2 separate regions of the Homo sapiens genome follow, and region 1 is linked to region 2. The links are chromatin contacts, found by Hi-C or POLR2A ChIA-PET in ENCODE. All regions are on one chromosome and are shown on one strand. The core of a region is the stretch at or near the end of the contact, and the rest is flanking DNA. Distances in the headings are between cores, read along the strand shown. Region 1 holds the start of LDB3 (LIM domain binding 3). Region 2 has its middle 32 kb from the start of GRID1.

The links. A loop is a pair of places that touch in the nucleus more often than their neighbours do. ChIA-PET counts read pairs that join two places held with the same protein, here RNA polymerase II (POLR2A). Pooled maps may share reads with other maps.
Region 1: a map of transverse colon shows a loop between it and region 2 (22-fold over the local background). The contact joins the promoter of LDB3 here to the enhancer-like site in region 2. A Hi-C loop is called at or near these places in 6 of 168 maps with a recorded cell type or tissue (GM12878, OCI-LY7, aorta and 3 more) and 8 of 50 pooled maps. POLR2A ChIA-PET finds 5 or more read pairs at or near these places in 2 of 52 experiments (OCI-LY7 and activated CD4-positive, alpha-beta T cell).

The regions. Positions count from the first base shown.
Region 1 is chr10:86,667,221-86,673,948 of GRCh38, reverse strand. LDB3 (LIM domain binding 3) reads right to left here and starts at 5,438. Exons shown (of 14, transcript NM_007078.3): 1 at 5,379-5,438; 2 at 5,165-5,280. The coding sequence starts at 5,257. RefSeq lists a silencer at 369-557 and an enhancer at 5,258-5,307.
Region 2 is chr10:86,395,545-86,401,706 of GRCh38, reverse strand. No RefSeq gene overlaps it. Among named protein-coding and RNA genes, the nearest start is that of GRID1, 32 kb to the right of the region's middle. RefSeq lists silencers at 207-266, 387-436, 507-556, 1,247-1,296, 1,307-1,536 and enhancers at 1-939, 1,687-1,736, 1,541-1,835, 1,827-1,876, 940-1,933. Within about 2 kb of position 1,711, at least 21 of the 41 ENCODE cell types and tissues checked have a DNase peak (open chromatin) inside an H3K27ac peak, as active enhancers do; they include OCI-LY7, ascending aorta and transverse colon, where a contact is called at or near this core.

The sequences.
Region 1 (6,728 bases), core at 4,189-6,688, 270 kb before region 2:
CTTCAGACGCACCCATGCCATTGGCTCCTATTTTCCCAGTTCCCTGGCAGCAGAGAGAGCAGCTGGGCTCTGCAGACGTTTCTGGCCATCATTCACTCCCGGTGTTCAAACCAGGCAGGCCCCTGCCTTCCTCCTCTTCTAGATGTGCCAGTGTAGATGTGGTGGGTGGAGGCTGGGGCAGGTGGCAGATAAGTAGGAAGGGTACAAGTTTCAGCAGCTCCCCCTCCCCACACTCCCAGGCTGCCTGCCTGGGTTGGGGCAGGTGGGACAAAGTGCATTTTCATTGTATGATTAAATTACTGTCTTGTCCTGCTCTGCTGCCTTCCCATCTGGCCTCCCCTGGGGCTTTGCTCATGCTCACCCTCTCACTGGAACCTTCTGTCTCCCCATGGTCCCACTCCCCAACTCCACCCTGGCCGATAAATAAGCCGGAGTCCCCTCAATGCTCAAAAAGCCTCTCCCTGCCTGCCTGGGTGGCTCCAACTGGCTCCTGTCATGTCTCCTTTCTGCACCTCCAGACTCCTCCAAGAAGTGACCCACACATCCTGCCCCCACTGCCGCTGCCTCCCACCTGCTCACACACAGCCGTCTGCCTTTGGCCCCATTATTCCACGCATATCAATGACCTTCTGTGTCCAAAGCCACGGGTCACTGCCCCCTCTGTAGCTGACCACACCTCCCCTGGCTTTCCTCAAGTGTCTCTTGAGTCTCTCCTGCCTCTCTTCCTCCTGTCCAGGTCCACAGTTCCATTTGGGTCTTGGGTGTGGCCAATAAAATGCCCTCATGGGCACTGGCTCTCAAGGGCCCCCAGCAAGGCCCATTCTTGTGTCCAAGGATGGTTCCTGGGCAGAGGTGGAGCCTGGTCCCAAAGGGGTGCCAAAGCTGTGTTTGGGGGTGGGAGGGCTCAGTGTAGAGGAGGGTCTTTGCAGTCAGGGGCAGCCTCTGGATGAGAGGGGACCATGCAGAAAGGGAAGGAGACTCAGGGAATTGGGGAGCTAGCCCCCAGCAGAGCCTGGCCCAGCCTTTCTCAAACAGCCCTGCAGTCCTGACACTGGCTACCCCACAATATCTGTAGGCCCGGAGCCCTGGGGCTGCTTATGCAGCTGCCCTTGCACGGTGTCCTGGCCCAGGGGCCTCCAAGGGTCCAATTCATTCCCCAGGACCCAGCCAGCCTCATGTCCTCTCCTTTTGGATCCCTCACAGAGTTAGATGCAGTTCTGAGCAGCCCGGAGGACCTGGCCTGGGGGACCTCTAAGAATGCATTCCCCAGCTGTGAGCCTCTGAGCCTCTGGCCGTTTATCTTCCCCTGTTGATAGATGTTGCAGGGAGGCCCCTGCCAGCCCCACTGAAGCCCTCGGAGGCTTGCCTGACCTTCAGTGCGGCTATAAACAGCACGGCCTGTCAGCACTGCTAAGAGCTGCCCAAGAAACAGCACTGCGTGCTCCAGCGGCCCCGAAATTCCAGGAATTGCCGGCACAGCTACCCCAGAATAGTCTCAGCCTGTCCCCCTTCCTCTCCCCAGAGACCCTCTGTCCTCAGCATGTTCCCACCACAGCTGGGAGAGTCTGATAAATACTGGAACCGAAACCCACAGAGAAGAGGCCTCTGAGCTGGTGCTCCAGGTGAGCCTGCAGGCGGGGTGGCTGAGACCCTAGGAAGAGAGGGTTTCCAGTAGACAGGCAGGCCCCTCCTGGGCCCAGGCTCAGCCCCCGACTCCACCAGTCTCACAACCAGTCCCAGTAGACAACAGGTGGAAAGTTTTCACAAGTGCCTGTTAGAAAGAGCTCTCACAGGTGTGGAAGGCATCATTTTATTTGTTTATTTATTTATTTATTTTTAAGATGGAGTCTCACTCTGCCCCCAGAATGGAGTGCAGTGGTGCGATCTCAGCTCACTGCAACCTCTGCCTCCTGGGTTCAAGCTGTTCTCCTGCCTCAGCCTCTTGAGTAGCTGGGATCACAAGCATGTACCACCACACCTGGCTAATTTTTGTATTTTTAGTGGAGACAGGGTTTCACCATGTTGGCCAGGCTGGTCTCAAACTCCTGACCTCAAGTGGTCTGCCCCCTCGGCCTCCCAAAGTGCTGGGATTACAGGCATGAGGCACCGCGCCCAGCCTGCTATCCCCATTTTAAGGGTGAGAAAAACTGAGGCCGAGCAGGTAAACAGACTTCTGAGGTGACACAGCTGAGAGCAGCAGAGCCTAACAAAGCATACTCCTCTTCCCCAAGGCGGAGGCATGAGAGGCATGAAGAGGTGAGACCCCAGACCACAGCCCCAGCCTCTGGCCAGCTGCCAGGGCAGAGGCCTTTGGAGCTGCTCCCTCTCTGGGCTGCTCCCCCTTCTCCACTTCCTGGAGAACTGGCTGGGGTGGGGTGAAAGGGCAGCTCATGTTGCAGGCCCAGCCACACCTGTCCAGGATAAATAAAGGCATTTCCCCGCCACCCTCCTTTCCCAGTCTCCCTCTTGAACTCCCTTCTCTGTGGGTCTGCAAGCAGAGACCCTATGAAGGGATGCCTTGAGGGGCTGCTGCTGCCCCAAAGTTGCTGCCATGAGCCCCCGGGAGCCACCACCCAGCCTGCAGGTGGCCTGTGTCCTTCCAGGAGGAGCTGCAGCACACACCTGCAGCTGAGAGGGGACAGACCCTCCCCAGTGCCTCTCTATTAGTCCCAGTTAGAGGGGTGAGCAAGCCAGCATGGGAGTTAGGGGTGACAGGATACAGGAGATCCACCCATGGACATCCCTGTCCTGTGAGCAGACTCGAGCCTCAGTTTGCCAGGCTCTGAAGCGAGGTAACGATCCCAGCCTCGCCTGCCTGCCCACCCCACAGGGTCACACACTCTTGCCTCTGGTGCCCTATGGCACAGGCTCAGGTCCTGGCTGGGGTGGGAGTGGGGTTCCTCCAGAGAGCTCTGGCCATGCCTCCCCCGTAGGGGGATGTCCCTGGTGCAGAAGGGCCCTGCGAGCCCCGGCAGTAAATCCTACAGCCCTGGTGGGATGGCAGGGCTGTGTCCACAAGGCCTGCCCTGCCAGCGGCACTGAACCAGGACACAAGCCCAGGCTATCAGCAGCCTACCACCAAAATTTCTCAAGAGGCTCCGAGCCCTGGGGAAGGCTCCAGTACCCAGTCCAGCCTGCTCCGCGGCTTAGGTGATTTGGGGTATGCCCCTAAAGGAAGCCGAGAGGCCATATCATGCCCATCCCCCGGTGCCCTGCCCGAGCTTCGGGTTCTATTTTTAGAAGTCCCCACAGTCATTGGATCCAGCACATCCCTGCATACCCCCTCCCCAGAGTAAGGACATTCCTCCTGCTATCTAGCTTAAGGCTTCTGGGCTGCCATTTAAGCCCCTGGCTGGCCGGGGCCAGGTGGCACATAGACCCTGGGTGAGGTCATTGGCTATCCTGAGTGCCACTGAGCCCAGTGGCCAATTTGCACCCATAGGGATAGGGCAGGGAGCACCAGCAGGAGGCCTCGAGATGGTGGAGCTGGGGGAGATGTGGGCTCAGTCCCAGGCAGGGGAGGCCACAGGGCCCATGAGAGAGCACACAGAGGCTCCACCTTATACAGGAAGGAGTCCTGCAAGCATGGGGGTGGGGAGCTGTGGGAAAGGGCAGTGGGAAATCCACTGGGGCTCACATGCTCACAGGTCACCACCTCATGCAAAGTGTGCAAGGCTGTGGGTGCCCAGGACCCTGTGGTCTCCAGGGCAGTAGATCTGGAGGGGTGGAATCTCCAGGTTAGAACAAGCCACATCTGCAACTGAAGGATGGAGGTCAGGGCCTGTTCCCTGCACCAGAGCCAGGCCAGCACCCCTCCTGTAAGCATGTGGCCTCTATGGCTATTATAAGGCTCTCACGGCATCCCTGGGTGGGGCTTCTACTTCTGGGGTCCCCTCAAGTACCCGTGGAACAAAAAAAAGATTACTCCTCCACTGGGGGCATTGGCTCCTGACCCGCTGCCCAGGTTCCCTGGCCCCTCTGCCAAGCCCCTTCAGGCCTTGCCCACTTCAGTGCTTCCCCTCCAACCCCTTCCTCCAGCCCCCAGGCCCAAGGCAAGTCCTTAAGGCCCCAGAGAAGAAACTGTCCCCTTGTTCCCCTGGTGGGCAGTAGCCCAGATACCCCTGCCTACCTACCACCCTCCAGTGACAGACTGGGGGCCTCCCCCTCTGGCCTTGTGCCCGGAACAGCACGGTCAGGGGCTCAGCCACCAGGCAGGGTTGTCCTTGCCCTGTATGCCTCACAGTTCGCCCTGAGCCTTGGGGCCTTCAGCCCTGGGTCTACCAGTGCCTTGCTGGGGAGTCTCTTTGTTTGACAGAAACTGACGGAGTGCCTACTACGGTCTGGGGGCTGTTCCCCCATCAGTCCCTGCTCCTGGAGTGCTTCCTCAGGAGCATGGCTAACTTTCTGCCTCTCTGGTGTTGCTGTCTCCAGCCAGGCGGTAGAGTTACTCAGACAACCCCTGATGTTCTGTGTCATCTGCATCAGGCCATGCTGCTCCCCATCACAGACACTGCAGGATAGGGGGCCATCTCACCAGGCCCCAGCACTTGTGGGGAACAAGACCTGAGACAGACAAAGCAGCCATGGTGAATGGGGAGAAGCGCCCAGCCCCATGAGCCAGGGTCTTGGTGTCTCAAGTTTGGGATGGAGCAGGTGCCCAGTACTCAGTCCAGCCCAGCCCCACACTCTGACAGCTGGGCAGCCAAGGTCAACCGTCTGTCTGTCCATCTATCCAACTGCCCATCACCTGCCCTCTCCATGCTGGGAATACTCCCTTCCCAAAGCAGCTGCCCATATCTAGGGAAATGCTCAAGGCTTGGGGGCACCCTGAGCCCACTCTAACAGTAAAGGGATCAGGAAGGTGCTGTACTCTCTGTCCAGCTACCTGCCTGCCTGCCTGCCTGCCTGCCTGAAAACTCAGCATTTTCTTCTCTGCTAAAAACACCTACCACCTGCTCATGATGTCTCACATGCATAACAGGCCGGCGCGCTCCAGTGAGCAAACAGCTGTGGCTGAGACCAGAGGACCAGGCCAGTCCCAGGGGATGGGGCATGCTCTGCTTTCTGAGAGGCTCAGAAAGGACAGACAGACAGACGGACACACATGCCCTCCTCCAAGCGTGCCTGCCCCATCGGGTGCCAGGCTGTGGCAGGGTGCACTCACCCGGGAGATAGTGAGGGGCATGTTGAAGTCCTTGCCCCCCTGCAGACGGAAGCCCCAGGGCCCGGGCCCAGTCAGGGTCACACTGTAAGACATGCTGGTGCTGTCAGCGGCCGCCTCTGCAGACAAAGGGTAGAGAGGGTTGAGTGAGAGGGCACTCAGGCACTCCGCCTGCCCGGTCCACACCTCTGCCCCTGCCCCTGACCCCCAGCCTTGCCTGTTCTGTCCCTTGCTGCCCAGCCGGGCTGCGTGGAGCTCTTGAGAGGCTCCTAAGAATAGCTGGGAGCGAATGCCATCGACACTGATATCTGCCTTCGGCTGCGCCCATAAATGGACTGTAACCCTACACTGTGCCTGCCAGCCTGCCGCCTCCCAGCCGGTCCACCATGACTCACACGGCTAATATAGCCCCTGGGGAGGGGTGTCCGGCACCCAGCACCCCCCAGGGGGGAGGAAGGGGAACTGGCCTGGTTGGTGAGAATGCTCTGGTCTCCTTGCTCCTGTGTCCTCTGGAGAGCGTAGACACTCGCTCTTCCTGCCCAGTGGTACCCATCCTCTTGCTCAGAAGACCAGGGGCTGAGCTCCCTTGGGTAGGGGCTTTGCTGCCGTGTGGTCCCTGGCCAGGATTCTGGGGTTGTGCTTTATCCAGTATGGGGCCCTGGAGGTGCCTTGGCTTGAGCTGAGCCTCCAGCTGGTCTGTGACTGGCCCAGGGTTGTCCAGCCATAAAAACGATCATCATAACAGCAGCTCTGGGCATAGCCAACCTCAGTATGGGCCCTTCACTCCCTGGGATCCTGAGAAGCTGCCACCTGGGCCCGCAGGAGACAAAGCTCAGGGAGGTTAAATGACTTCTCCAAGGTCACACAAGGAGTGGACCCAGGTCACACTGGAGCCTGGGCTGATTCCTACAGAATGCATGCCAGATAATGGGCTCCCAGTAGCCACAGAAGCCTCCCAAAGCCCTGGTCCTGGGCAGCTGGCCCTCTGCCTGCACCCCTTGGCATAGGGTCTGAAAGCAGGTCTGAGGCAGGCCCATCCCCTCCAGACCCTCTGGGGGCCCAGCCAGTTATTCCTGGCTCTCCTGTCTTTGTGCTCTGGAAAACTTGACGGCAGCATGGAAAGCTCCAGCTGCCAGTGCCACACGCCAGGCCCCGTGCCCTTTGCGCAGGAATGGCAGGGGGCAGGGAGAAGGGAGGAGACGCCATTTGCTCAGCTGCTAGACACAGGGCCAGGAGGGGCAGGGAGGGGGAAGCACGTGTGGCATGTTCAGCCTGTACCCCAGAGACAGTGTGTTCTGGATGGGGGCCTCAGCACCTTGGGACTTCTGCCAGTGCGGTCTTTGGGCCAACCCCTTCCCCAAGAAAGACCTCAGGCCCCTATGTGGTCTGGAGATAGATCAAGGCCCACCCTGGCTCCTTGGTTGGAGAAACTGAGGCTCAGGGGAGGCAACTGGGTTGGCTGCTTGCTGGCCCTCTTGGAGGGGTCTGGCTTGGACCCTGAGGAGTCAGTAGAGGCCTGGGTGTGAGTCATTTCTCAGCTTCTAGCCTCACTCCTGGGGCCTGGCAC
Region 2 (6,162 bases), core at 462-2,961:
GCAGGGACCTAGTCTGTCACGTCCCAGGCCTCACCCCAGCTCCTCTGAGGCCCGGGTGCTGGGTCGAGGCATATGCCGGGCTGCGCGGGTGGCGGGGGAGGGGGAGCCCTGGAGCGCGGCCCCAGTCCTGGGAGAGGTGTCCTTCGAGGAAAGGGACAGAAGAAAGTTGAGGACAGAGGTCCAAGGGGAAGAAAGAGGGAAAGGATCGGCGTGAGGAGGACGTCCGGGCGGGGTGGGGAGGGCCCCCCGCGGGGTCGGGCCCACGGGCTTTCTAGGGCGCGTCGCCGCTCAGGGCCACGGGTGTGCTGTCAGCTCCCGTCCGGCCGCCCGGACGCTGTAACCTCCTCCGAGGCTGGCCCTTCTGGCTCGAGACAAGCTCGGGCCTGGCACGGAGCAGCGGGAAGGGCGGGAGATTGCCCCTAGTGGACTCCAAGTCCAGCTCCTGTCCCTGGGCGCGTCTCGACACTTGCTGGGTCACGGAGGAAACCGGGTCTCGGACCCCAGCCAGCACGGGCGCCCCCCTCGGCTTCGCTCCCTTTACCCAGCGGTGGCCTCGGAGGCCCGGGTGGGGCGCGCCGCTCACCTGGAGAGGAGGCTAGGGGTCGGGGGGACACGCGCGCCCTTAGGCCCCACTCCTGTCTTCTGCCCTTTTTATTCTCCCCCGCACCCTGGGGCGGGCGGCGCGGGGCCAGGGTTTGCGAGTGTCACCTGCTTTGGTAAGTAGGTGGGCGAGTGACGCACCGCGGCGTCGGCGCCGCCTTCCAGGCGCTCTCTCTGCCTCCAGAGGCGCCGGCACTGCGGGGCCCCAGTCATGCCCGCTGCCTCAGTCTTCCAACCCGAAAAGTGGGTGGGCGAAGGAAAGCTCGGCCGAGCTGCGTCTCCAACTCCCTGCTCTCCCCTAGGGGAGCCCACCAGCTCCAATCGCGACCTCTTCTGTCCCCAAACCACAGACCCTAGCCCGCCTCGGGGACCCGGATATGGAAGGGGCGGTGGAGAGCCCTGGCCTTGATTCTCCCTGGGTCGGGAGGGCGTTCCGGCGGCCGTGGGGCTGCAGCCCTTCCTCCCCGCCTGGAAGGTGAGGGTGTGGGAGGAGCGGGAGGGGGCGAGGCCGACACAATCCCCGTGCGACCAGCGGCGGAGCCCAGAGCCAGGTTAGGAGCGCGCTCAGGCGAGCTCGGCGGAAGGCCGAGAAGGTTCATCGGAGGCGGCGGCGAGCCGAGACCAGGAGACAGACGGGGCGGGGTGACGAGGCGGGCCCCACCCCAGGAGCGCGGGGCCACACGGACACCGGCGGGCGGTCTTCCCCGGGATGCGCTGGGATTGCAGGCCTCCAGCGGCCCCGCCCGCCGCCTCCGCCCTCCCGCTCCTGAGCTGCCAATCCAGCGGGTTCTGCCGGTCCTCGGCCGTGCGTCTGGGGTCTGGATTCCCGGCTCCACTCGCCGTGAGCGCGCGTGTCAGCCGACTCGCCCCGGACCGCATGGTGCAGCTCCCGCAGGGCCGCAGCCGCGGGTCGTCGCTGATTGCCAGCTCCGCGCCCACTGCACCGCTGCGCGGCCGCCTAGGGCTCATTGCGCGGAAGTCGGCCTGGTCCCTCCCCTGGGCTGGATGGGCCCGCTCCTCCCGAGCGGTCGTGCTCTGAGTTGAATGCGATAGAGGCTTCTGGGCGCGTCGCGGGCTAGGTCCAGGAGCTGTGATCCTCTCCGAGGTCTCAGTGTGCCCGCAGCGCCCCCTGCAGTGCGTCTCCTGCAAGGGGCCCGGAACACATTCCTGTCCCCGCCAGGCCTGGAGGCCCGAGCGCCTGCTTTTCATCCACTCTGCCCACCCGCCTCTGCGGTCGGCTGCCTTGGGCGCTGGCCTTAGCAGTTCTGAGTTTGAATTCAATCGCCAATACACAGAAAGCCACACAAATGTGAAGATTTGTGAATTATTATCAAATGAACACCTTTGTAACCACTACCCAAGCCAAGAAACAGTACTTTCCCCCAGAATACCTTACCCGTGCTCCTTCCCGATTTCACTCGACTCCCTCCTTCCCAAAGTAGCCACTCTCCTGCCTTTCATAGTAATTACTTACCCGAGTTTTTAAAAAATTGTTGTCACCCAAGTTCGCCTCTCTAGAGGCTATAAATTAGACTTGCTCATTTTGTTAATATATTTTAAGTCTCTTTAATTTGTAGTTTCTTTCTCCATCACTTTCTTTTCCTTGCAATGTATCCTTGGAAGAATCTGAAGAGATTTCTAGTCTGGATTTCACTGATTGCATTCTCCTGGTGCAGTTCAACACATCTCCCTGTTTTCTGCATTTCCTGCAAATTGACAGCTGGATCCAAAGGCTTGATCAGACTCAGGTTCAAGATTTTTGGTGAGACTCCAGGTGGTGGAGTGCTGTTTTGTCAGGAGGCACATAATGTCTGGTTGTCTCTATTTTTTGAGATCTGAGGAGAGACGATGTCCAATGCTTACATTCATTAATTCACTGGGGGATGAAAATGGTGATATACTAATTATATAATTTATTTTTCATTTATCATCTGGGTTGATTTTATAAAGAGACTCTTCTCCTCATCTGCTATTTGGTTACCCAGTGGAACCGTTCACAGAGGAAAGGCGGGTAAATGCTTGTTTCTTTGCATTTATTTATCCGTTTTCAAGATGACGAATTGCTACCCTGTCATCCTCCCAAAATGAAGAGTTAAAAAAATATACCATCACGATGCCAAGGATTTAAATGTGCTAGATGGATTTCAATACGTTGCAGTTACTGTCAGTAGTAACATACAAATTGTCCCCTCTTTGGGCAGCTGGAGCCCTTCAGGTTAATCCTTGGGTCCTTTAGATGTGACCCTAGTAGCCTTTGAACACTTCCTTGTTATCTGGAATGACAAGACATCTTACCAGTTTGGGGTGCTAGGAATCCTCTTCACTTCTTGGTTGATCTTTGTTTCTAGGTCTTTTCAATGGAGGAGCTGTAAATTACATATATGATAAAATACACTGGGAATTTATACTGATGTAACTACGTTAAGTGGAGGACTTCTTGATTACACCTGTATTTCTTTTCTTCCACACTGGGAATCCTGGTTCTTAAGGACACCAGGAATAACTGAATTAGAATCCAATTAGTCATTTGTTTTATTTCAATTTATATACTTACAGGTTCAGAATAACAATATCAATACCATAACTAGCTATAATTTCTGAAAACACCTAAAACTTTTTCTTTCTGCATATGTTATTTTTATCCCCCCCATTTTTTTTTTTTTTTTTTTGAGACAGAGTCTTGCTCTGTTGCCCAGGCTGGAGTGCAGTGGCACAATCTTGGCTCACTGCAACCTCTGCCTCCTGGGTTCAAGCGATTCTCCTGCCTCAGTCTCCCGAGTAGCTGGGATTACAGGCACATGCCACCATGCCTGGCTAATTTTTGTATTTTTAGTAGAGACAGGGTTTCACCATGTTGGCTAGGCTGGTCTCAAACCCCTGAACTCAGGTGTTCTGCCCTCCTTGGCCTCCCAAAGTGCTGGGATTACAGGCGTGAGCCACTGTACCCAGCCTACCCCCTATTTTTGTTTGTACTCTACATTCTCAGATGGTAAAGCCATTAGATAGCATAATCTCTCTTTTTAAACCCTCATTTAGTCTTCACTCCACAAATAACTATACATTTGTTAATCATCACCAATCATTAATGTGATGTTTCTCTAGTTATTTTGGTCTCTGCGACTGGTGCTTTAGTAGATCCTCAAGAAGGGCTATGGACCGTGTTACTGTTTCACTATAATAAAGACAGGATCAGCATCACTGATTATTCCTTTGGCCTCAGGCTCCAGTATGGTTCAGTACAAGACTATTAATATCCTATCTTTATTTAAAAGGTTGATATTTTGTTCATCCTGGATTTTTTGGCATTGAATTTTGTTTAAAAAATTATTGCATTAAAATCTCATTTTCTGCATCCCTTAACTGTTTAGTATGCTCTGAAATTCTTTGCTGCAAGCCAGGACCTTTCTTTGCTCACCTGCCTCACCCTGGTTGGAGATGAGTTGAAGCTCCTATTTTTCTCATCCTGTTAAAAAAAAGAAAAAAGAACTCTGCGGGCGAGTTTAAAGAGACTGGGTCTCACTATGTGGCCAAGAGTGGTCTCAAAATCCTGGCCTCAAGCAATCCTCCCCCCTTGGCCTCCCAAATTGCTGGGATTACAGGCATGAGCCACCATGCCTGGCCCCTGCTTAATTTTGATTCAATTTCCAGCAGTTGCTGTCCATTGTGGGGTGCAGTCCGGAAGGGAGCCCTCGCAGATCAGTGAGAGAATTCACAGACCTTCAGATCTTACCGCAGATCTGGTAAGATCTGGAGTGAGACAAACTGCTGGTTCTCACCCGGCCCCTGCACTGTGGATGAACAGGGCCCTCAGGTGCCCAGGTAACCTGTTGCTTCCCTCGGCTTTCCCCCAGCGCATGCTGATGCTGTGCAGGTGTCATGGTTGTTGTCCACCCACTTGCATTTTGTGGTGACAGGATAACCTATCACTTAGTTTTGTTGCAATGTTGTCCACGGGTTTTGGTTTTAATGTCTTGTTGCTCTGACTATAATTATGTGGGGATTCAGAAAGCACAAAGTTATGTTTTCACCACCACTGCCATTTTTCAGATTAAATTTAATGTATTTTAAAAAGGACACTTTGTTTTATTGATATATGATGGTTGTATATATTTTGAGGGTACACCCAATAGTTTGATACATGTATACAATGTGTAATGATCAAATTCAGGTAATTGGATTATATATCACCTCAAACATTTTTCTTTGTGTTGGAAACATTCCAATTCTTCTCTTCTAGCTATTTTGGAATATATAATCAATTATTGTTAACTATAGTCACCCTACTGTACTATCAAACACTAGAACTTATTTCTTTTAACTGTATATTTGTATTCACTAACCAACTTTTCATTATCTCTTCTCCCTTCTACCCTTCTCAGGCCCTGGTAAGCATCATTCTACTCCATGCCTCCGTAAGATCCACTTTTTTAGCTCCCACATTTGAGTGAGAACATGTGATATTTGTATTTTTGTACCTGTTTATTTCACTCAACATAATGAACTCCAGCTCCATCCATGTTGCTACAAATGAAAGGATATTATTCTGTTTTATGGCCAAATAATGTTTCTTTGTGTATATATACCACATTTTCCTTATCCATTCATTCATTGGTGGATTCTTAGGTTGATTTCACTTCTTGACTAATATGAACAGTGCTGTAATAAACATGGGAGTGCAGATAGTTCTTAGGTTTACTGATTTCCTGTCTTTTGGATATATCCAGCAGTGGGATTGCTAGATCATATGGTAGTTCTACTTTTAGTTTTTTGAAGCGCCTCCATACTGTTGTTCATAGTGGCTGTCCTAGTTTATATTCCCACTAACAGTGTATGAGTGTTCCCCTTTCTCCGAATCCTTGCCAACGTCTGTTATTTTTTGTCTTTTTGATAATAGCCGTTCTAACTTGGGTGAGATGGTATCTCATCATGGTTTGATTTGCATTTCCTTGATGATTAGTGATATTGAACATTTTTTCATATACCTGCTGACCGTTTGTATGCCTTCTTTTGGGAAATGTCTATTCAGGTCTTTTGTTCATTTTAAAAATGAAGTTATTTGTTTAAAAAGGATACTTTGAATCCAGGCACAGTGGCTCACACCTGTAATCTCAGCACTTTGGGAGGCTGAAGCGGGCGGATCACTTGAGGTCAGGAGTTCAAGACCAGCCTGGCCAACATGGGGGAAATCCCATCTCTACTAAAAATACAAAAATTAGCCGGGTGTAGTGGTGGGCGCCTGTAATCCCAGCTACCTGGGAGGCTGAGGCAGGAGAATCTCTTGAACTTGGGAGGTGGAGGTTGCAGTGAGTTGAGATCACACCACTGCACTCCAGCTTGGGTGGCAGAAAGAAACTCCATCTCAAATAAATAAAATATAGGCTGGGTGTGGTGGCTCATGCTGTAATCCCAGCACTTTGGGAGGCCGAGGTGGGCAGATTGCTTGAGCCCAGGAATTTGAGGCCAGCCTGAGCAACGTGGCAAAATCCCATCTCTACAAAAATAATAATAAAAAAAATTAGCTGGGCATGGTGGTATGCACCTGTAGTCAGTGCCAGCTACTCC